Linked DNA regions of Homo sapiens: region 1 is linked to region 2. A link is an interaction called in ENCODE POLR2A ChIA-PET data of the cell type or tissue named here. Cell type or tissue: A673. All regions are shown on one strand. Each heading gives the region's core, and the rest is flanking DNA. Links, peaks and the distances in the headings are about the cores only. Region 1 overlaps LOC107986166 (a long non-coding RNA gene). Region 2 has its middle 17 kb from the start of LPP-AS2.

Evidence for each region. Peaks named below come from ENCODE experiments on the same cell type or tissue, not always from the same donor. Only the 100,000 strongest peaks of a DNase experiment are listed, where the experiment ranks them.
Region 1: POLR2A ChIA-PET joins it to region 2 with 5 read pairs; 2 of 35 experiments call an interaction of 5 or more read pairs at or near these places.

The regions. Positions count from the first base shown.
Region 1 is chr3:188,016,727-188,021,126 of GRCh38, forward strand. All of the region lies in intron 2 of LOC107986166 (a long non-coding RNA gene), which reads right to left. Among named protein-coding and RNA genes, the nearest start is that of LINC01991, 43 kb to the left of the region's middle. RefSeq lists a silencer at 1-49. In A673, for the core only: no CTCF peak of the experiment used is centred there; no DNase peak of the experiment used is centred there.
Region 2 is chr3:188,134,868-188,139,267 of GRCh38, forward strand. No RefSeq gene overlaps it. Among named protein-coding and RNA genes, the nearest start is that of LPP-AS2, 17 kb to the right of the region's middle. In A673, for the core only: no CTCF peak of the experiment used is centred there; a DNase peak (open chromatin) is centred at 2,364.

The sequences.
Region 1 (4,400 bases), core at 301-4,300, 120 kb before region 2:
GTGCCTCGTTACTGCTGGGTCGAACTGGGAGTCTGGGCTATCCATGTGGTCTCCACTTACACAATGATGGTGAGGGAGGGTGTTTGATTACCAGTCCGCAGGGAGGAACATTCTAGCCCCTTACTCGGCTTTTTCTAATATCACCCCAGTGCAGGGAAGAGTTTGAGGACAGCCCAGTGAGGGCAGAAGTCTAGGTTTTCCATTTGGCTTTTGCTGGCATGAGTGAGAGATCATGCCATGAGTGAGAGTGGTTATTAAAATGTCCAACTATAGTTATAGATTTGTCTATTTCTTCTTTCAGTTTTATCAGTTCTTATTTCACATATTTTACAACATTACTCTATGGTGCATACACATTTAGGATTGCTATATCTTCTTGATTGAGTGACCCCTTTATCACTTTGGTTGAGATAGAATGGCTATCATCTAAAAGATTTCGGTCTTGCCATGCTTTCCCTTTCCTGATCCTTTGGCTAAAGACAGCAGGCTTTTGCTGAGGCTTTTCTGTCCGTACTCATAGGTGCTTCTAGTTACTGGCTTCAGCTCCAAGTCTGGAATATAAGAGACACAAGAAAGCTGGGGGAACTCACCGTTATGTTGTTCCTTGGCTTTTGAACCCCTAGTTAGCCTGCCTTCTCTTTTCTACCTATCAGAATATTCTTACATTTGTTTTGTGTAGAACAGCCAAGGATTTTAGTTGCACTCAGCAGGAGGAAGAGAGAAAAGTGTGTCTACTCAATCTTTCCAGAAGTGAAAGTCTCCACTGAACTTTTGAAATGGTGTTAAAACTGGATTTCTTACCCCAGTGTCTCATCCTTGCAGATAAAGTGTCATACCCTCTTTAAAATACTGAGAGACCATGCCATTTTCCTTTTTGCAAAACTGTCATGAATCTTCATTATTGCCTCTGGAATAATATGTAACATATCTGACTGCTGTTTAAAGTCTTCGTTATGTAACTTTTACCTACCTCTTTAATCTCTTGCTCTTCCCTTCCACAGGACCTAGAATCTCAGTGAATTGGACTTCTGTCGGGATTCCCTGAAAACTCTTCATGGTTTCTTGCTGCCTCAACTTGCTAGTTATTCTGTATACTTAGGACACCCCCCAAAAGTGCAAATTTTTTCTTTCCCATTTAAGGGTCATTTAGAAACTACAACCTATCTTTTCTATTTCCCTTAGAATTATGACCTACGTTATCTGTGGCACTTCTGTGGTGTGGACTGCCTATTGCCTGTGTAGAAGTTACATGTGAATATAAACTTATCTCCACTACTAGATTATAAGATCCTTGAGGGATGAAGCCCTGTATGATTCCTCTTGGCCTTCTCCAAAGGCCTTGGCACAAGGCATGACACAAAATACATGCACAAAGAACATCTGAAGAATTAAAAACTCAGTAACTCACATGGTTCCCTACATGATAGTCCATCCAAAAAGTCTAATTGACTTTGCATCTTTAAGTATTTAGGGAGCTGTTTTCTAGGACTGGCTCTTGAGGCAAGGATTGACTTAGCATCTAAAGAGAGCTGGTTTCTTGTGTAATTGGAGGGAAAGCACTACTCTCTGTACCAAGCCAGATCTCTAGGGAAAGACTTTTTGTGGCTTTCAAAACCATAAAGACTGTCTTGTAAGACTACAGGTTGATTATGAAAAGATGGGACGTAGACAGAGATCCAGAAATCTGCTGATTTATAGAAATAACACCTCCTATCATCCAAATTAGTAGTTCAAATTCTTCTTAGCAGTGCCAAACTAAAAGGGCATATATTTTAAAATCAGGGTGGAAAAGTGATCTTCTTCATCTATTCTTAGCTCAGAACATATCTATATCCAACAATATACTTGAGATTGGCTTTGCATTGAGAGATCTATCCTGGGAATGAATATTTTCCAAGGAGCTCTCCCACTATCACAAAATAGGAGAAGGTAAAGTGGCTAGGAAGGGAGGAAGAGCTAGGGATGAGAACAAGAGGAGAGAAGAGGGAAAGTTTTCCATTCTTGTAATTGTCAAGAGCCACTCCTTGATGATTCCGCCTCCTCTCCTTGTCTGAGCTTCTTTTCTCCCCATCATGTTTGCTGCAGTATCTTTCTACATGGTCTCCCAGTCTGCATGTTTCTCTGCATCACTCCATGCTAAACACAAACACCAAAATCATCTCCCTAAAACTGGACTCTGCACCATCTACATTTTCAAAGAAACCTTATCTCTTCCTTATGGCACAGTAATCATGTCCAGATACCTTCACCAGGCACTCATGGTATATAGCTTTACCTCTCACTATCCCAGTTACACCTAAGCAGGTAAAAGAAGGATGGGAAAAATACAGTCTCTAAGTCAGACCTGAGCTCAACTCCAGCTCAGTCTCGTAATAGTTTAATGATCTTAGGTAACATATTTTACCTTGAGGAGTCTCCGTTTCATTAAAAACTTGATTTAAAATAATAACTCAAAGGGCTGTCATGAGGAATAAGCAACGTGGTGAATAAATTATATAGCATGTAATAGGTGCTCAATAAATGGTAGCTACTTGTACTATGCTCAACCACATTGAACAATTTCCCTTTTGCCAAAATACCCCTGAGTCTTTTCTCAGGCCAATGGCCCTGGCAAGATTGCCAAATGTGCCTACAGAAAGAATACATTATGCCAGGAGGAAAGGAGACTGGCTGAGGATGAAAGGTGGGTGGGGATGAGACAGCATCCACATAAGGTAAGCTGCCCCTTGTTAGAAAGAAATGATGAATGGAGCTCTGAGAGAGGCGCAGGTGAAGGGGCAGGTCCACAAATTCAGAGTGGCCAGGCAGGGTCAGGCAGTTTCAGCATCTGATTCTCTTCCCTGACCATTAGAGCAATCCTCGGCCTGTCTTTCCACAACTAAGGAGGACACATCTCTTATCTCTTCATGCAGATGAATTGTCTGTGTTTCTTTAACAGAGAAGACATTCAGATGCTATATCCAGCACAGAAGAGAGGTTAGCAGAGGGCAACTCGGCTTGGGGTTTTAAATCTGAAGTATATTCACTATGGCTTGTACAGTTATAGTACCCATTATGTATGTATGTTATTATAAGGGGCTCTAGGAAATAGTGTCAGGAGACTCACTTCATAAGTATGTTTATTATTATCTCCGCTGTTCAAGCCACACAAAATAAATGTCTGGCATTTCCAGAAATTGCTATCGATTCAGCAGCAGATTTTACAAGGCCAATCAATAACAGTTTCCTCCTTTCCCCCTCCCACAGTGTGTATTTATTTGTGATGAAGCTGTCTGTTCCTCCTGCGCTTTCTAGTGCTTATAATTGGTCCAGAATAAACGGATGATTTCATCTTTTTCCAGGAAAAAAAGAGAGAATAAAAAACCTGCTATTAAAAATATCTTCCTCCCCCAGCCAAAAACAAAACTGTGTGTGTGAGGGAGAGAGATAGAGATTGAGATAGATACATCAATATAGATACAGATATAGATAGTGACTGAATTCAAGCATGTCTGCCAGAGTGAGACCTTCAGCACATAAGCCACAGTCTGTGATCCTCTTTTCCCTGTACCGAAGTCATGCTAGATTAGGAGATTAGGGGCCCAGAAAGGCATATAGACCCTTTCAGTCATGAGTTCTTGTATTATGATGCCTTAGTATTTTTCAGTGTCACCAACTATCTAACAGAGGCTGAAAGCAGGCAAGAACTTCAGAGTTTACCAACCCCAGCCTTTCTTTTTTATTATTATTATTATTATTATACTTTAAGTTTTAGGGTACATGTGCACAATGTGCAGGTTAGTTACATATGTATACATGTGCCATGTTGGTGAGCTGCACCCATTAACTCATCGTTTAGCATTAGGTATATCTCCTAATGCTATCCCTCCCCGCTCCCCCCACCCCACATCAGTCCCCAGAGTGTGATGTTCCCCTTCCTGTGTCCACGTGTTCTCATTGTTCAATACCCATCTGTGAGTGAGAACATGCGGTGTTTGGTTTTTTGTCCTTGAGATATACTGAGAATCATGATTTCCAATTTCATCCATGTCCCTACAAAGGACATGAACTCACCATTTTTTATGGCTGCATAGTATTCCATGGTCTTTCTATAGATTAAAGCATGGAAGCTCAAAAAGGAAATACAGGAGGTATAAACTCAGGTCTCTTACCTCCTTGTCCGATAATTTTCCCTGCTGCCCTACCATACCTGCCACAGTACCTGACTCTATGTCTGTCACCAGAGAAAAGGGATCCTCGTACACATTTGTCAAGGAACTTCACTGTGGCAGACAGTGGTGATTAGGATTCTCTTCCCCACTGTAACTCACTAGCTCGCTATGGTCAAACAGCTAGTCATTCATTCCCTGGCCTTTGGTGTCAGAACAGTGTCCAGCCTTCCTTGCCTCTTAAAGTCTATG
Region 2 (4,400 bases), core at 209-4,208:
AGGCATTCAGAGGATAAAAGATATTTCTGTCTGGAGAGGTGGGGATCTACAAAGGCTTCATAGAGAAAGAAAAACCTGACTTGTACTTGGGCCGTTGAGACAACATATAAATATACAGAGTGATCACCTGTGGTTGAATGAACAACATAGAATGGCCTCTACCCATATCTGTGTAGCAGGATTCACTACTGGACTCTGCACTGTGTTGACCACAGCAAAGCTGTAAAGAGCAAGCCTCTGTTGATGCTTCCTAACTATAACACATTGGAAACTCAACAATCATTGATATGAATTCCACAGGTATGTGGAAATTATTCATAAACAGTAAAATTGAAAACAAATGCTAGTGGTTTGTATTATGGCTCATTATATGTTCTATAACATCCACAGTTTACAAGGTATAACTATGTACCTAATAGATTATCAATAAAATTTCCCCTGAATGTATTAAAAGTTGGTCATTTAATTGGAGCTGGGGATATACACTGAGAATAAAGTGGCACTTGCCTAGCTTAGAACTAGCGTGCAAGAAAATTTAATTGTTGACTGTTTGTTGTGACAATGGGCTCCTTCAGAAACTGGGATTGCTGAGTCTTATGGGCCCATGCACTGGTGGCTAGGAGAAAGGTTAACTGGGGCCAGCTGTGGCTGCAGAATGCATGCGTTCACTTTAGAAGGCAAACGGCTCAGAGAGAACGCTCTTGGCTTCAAGTTGTTCTAGAAAGAAAAACTTATACTCTAAGAGATTGGATGATGTAAGAACCAAGAAAGAATCAGAATTAGCACTCGGTAAATCAGCATTATTAATTGTTATGGTACTTTGACATTATAATATCTGAAACACAACAACTGAAATCCCTGAAAGCCAAATTTGGTTTTATCATCATTTAAGAATTATAGAAGGCTAGATTTGGAAAGGGCCTTAGAGAGCTCTTAATCTAAACTCATTTTTTTCTAATATTACAGCAAACAGTTCCTCTGGATCTGAGGAGGCAAGCTGCCCAATGTAGGATAGTAAGTTGGTTTAAATAGAGATACAACATGTTCTTTTGGTATTTTATGTTTTTAAAAAACCACTTAAGTATTTTCTACTGATATTGAAACTTGCTTGCTATATTAACCAAATGCAAAGGAATGCTACACAGCTGGTAAAAGAAGAGAGAAGAAATAGCATGATGTTTCCATTCTCTTGCTCTTTTGGACCTGCCTCAAACCTTAGGACAAATTATTAGTTATTCACTTAGCAATTGCCTGTTGATGCTTACTATAACCAAGGTGATTTCAAAACACTAAATGGCCTTGAAGAACTCACAATACAGCAAACACATTACAGCATTACTGCCACTACTTTATGATTACTACTACTACTGCTAATATGAGATATGAAGTATTAGATACCTGAAGAGATATATAGGAAACTGGAGGAGGGTTACAATAACAATGGTTCAGCAGGGCGCGATGGCTCACGCCTCTAATCCCATCCCTTTGGGAGGCCAAGGTGGGTGGATCACCTGAGGTCAGGATTTCGAGACCAGCCTGGCCAACATGGTGAAACCCCATCTCTACTAAAAATACAAAAATTAGCTGGGCTTGGTGGTGGTGCTTGTAATCCCAGCTGCTTGGGAGGCTGAGGCAGGAGGATTGCTTGAACTCGGGAGGCGGAGGTTGCAGTGAGCCAAGGTCGCACCACTGCACTCCAGCCTGGGCGAACTAGCTCTCAGAAAAAAAAAAAAAAAACATAAACAAAAACAAAGGTTCCACTATCAGGGGAGCCTTCAGGGAGAAGGTGTTGCCTGAACTAGTTTTGAAGGACAGTAGGATTTGTATCACAGACATTTTAGGTAGGCCAGGAGTGGTGGATTTCCTAGCAATCAAAGATGTGGAGGTGGAAAAGCGTGAGGTAGGTCTGCCAGAACACAGAGGGCAGGAAGGGGAACAGGGAGAGAGAATGCTGGAAAGGATGACTTAGGGATTATATGCCATAGAGGTATTTATGATTTGTTTTCTTGCTTATGTATTCTCTTCATGATAGAAAACATTTTTAAAATATAAGTTTATCTTTATAATCCATAATAGGTGACTCATTCAATAAAACTTGAAAAAAATAGAGATTTCAAAACATAATACTTTTTATTACTTAATAACTTGCTCTACTTCTTTCCAGTATTTTTTTCACAGACGTGGATATCTAGATTAAAAAAAAAAAAACTGTTCTAATCATACTTGAGTTTCTCAAACCCATGTTAAATTTTCCATGAGAGATAGGTCCTTTAAGAGAAATTTATGTCCAATTACAGGATTAGTCTCCTAAGAGATAAAAAGGGTCAGTGAAAGAGATAAAAAGGAAGCTTTTTGCCAGAAGCTAGTGTGGGAGGGCACTAATCTCTTCCTGTTCTTGCAGAGACAGATTTGTTCAATCATGGGTGATCTTAATCGGTGAGCATGTTCCTTCAGTACTTCCTGATGAGGTGGTGGCTCTCTATTGACCATCAGAGTGGTTTGCCAATCATACACACCATCACTCACTTCCCCATTCTTTTTTTTTTTTAATTTTATTTATTTATTTTTTTGAGATGGAGTCTTGCTCTGTCTCCCAGGCTGGAGTACAGTGGTGCGATCTCAGCTCACTGCAACTTCTGCCTCCTGGGTTCAAGCAATTCTCCTGCCTCAGCCTCCCTAGTAGCTGGGACTACAGGCACACACCACCATCCCCAGCTGATATTTTGTATTTTTAGTAGAGACTTCCCAGGCTCAAGCAATATTCCTACCTCTTTGTATTTTTAGTCTCAACTCCTGACCTTGTGATCCACCTGCCTAGGTCTCCCAAAGTGCTGGGATTACAGGCGTGAGCCACCACGCCTGGCCCCCCATTCTTAAGTTCTTAATTTTGGTTCCATTCTTGGTCCATAGAATATGTCTTAACCCAGTGTTTCTCAGACTTTAGTATGTGTAGGAATTACCAGGAAATCTGGTTAAAGTGCAGATCCTGATTCAGCAGGTCTAGGGTAGGATGGAGATTTTGTCTTTTGTCTTCCTTCTTTTCTTTTCTTTCTTTTCTTTCCTTTCCTTTTCTTGCTTTCTTCCGACGGAGTTTCACTCTTGTTCTCCAGGCTGGAGTGCAGTGGTATGATCTCAGCTCACTGCTCAAGCAATTCTCCTGCCTCAGCCTCCCGAGTAGGTAGGATTACAGTTGCCTGCCACCATGCCTGGCTAATTTTTTTGTATTTTTAGTAGAGATGGGGTTTCACCATGTTGACCAGGCTGGTCTCGAACTCCTGGCCTCAGGTGATCCGCCCACCTCAGCCTCCCAAAGTGCTGGGATTACAGGCATGAGCCACTGCGCCCAGACTGATATTTTGTATTTCTAACAAGCTTCCGGGGGATGCTCTTGCTACTGGTCCAGGGACCACACTTTGAGAAGCAAGGCCTTAGGGTACTTTATTTTTCAAACCTAATCTGTCTTTTTGTTGCTTTCACACAAGCAAAACAAATTAACTTGTTCACAGCCTTTCTTCTGCAAATCTATATAGATATCCCTTTAATTACTTTTGGCAATTTATCATTGCCAAAAAAGCTAAAACCACAGGAATTTTTATTCCTTTCTAGGTAAACGGTTTCTACCATCTGGATGCTTGGATGCTTAAAGGACTTGTTGCTGTTTTTCTTTACTCCTGATGGGTATATGTATGAATAGCTTTTCTTTGATTGTGTTTTGAATACAGTGGACCTTTGCACTTGCGTACTTATGTAAAACTGCCGCTCAGGAGAGTCTCTTTAATTATGCCCTCAACCATTGTTTCCAAACAATTATCCTGCTTTCTTCCTAAGGGGCTTCAATCATTCTCAGGTTGGATCTCTGACCCCTGTCTTACATAGATCATTCTCTCTTTCTATTTAATCTCTTTGTGCTATCCTCTGTAAGCTAGAAGACATTCTCAAGTTTACCCTCTATATTGCAGACTAAATTTTCTCAGGTCATTTCTGCTTTTGGTTCTTTTCCCCAAAGTGAAAGTTAATTCTACTATTGCACTTTTATTTTCCTAAAGTACTTTTTTTCATTTTATTCATTTCCCATTTTAGTCTGAAATGTTGCCTGCTGTCTTTTCATGTCAAGCTTTCTTTTTATAATTCATGTTTTTGTTTCAAAAGGCAATGCCTTTAAGCTTTTAGAGAAAGAATGCCAAAACATTCTTTATTATTTTTCTTCTGGTTCCTCCAACAAATCTTTTCTAGAAGGTTGTTCTCCCTTTGTAGCTCCAGGATGATGTTCTCTTTTCCCTTGTTCTGTAAGTGTAATGGACATTTGTCATTATTTGCTCATCTCAGCATCTGTATCCCCTCCGCACACACCTTTCTATGTTTGGAGAATATTCCATTTTATGAAGCAAAGCTTGCCTTCC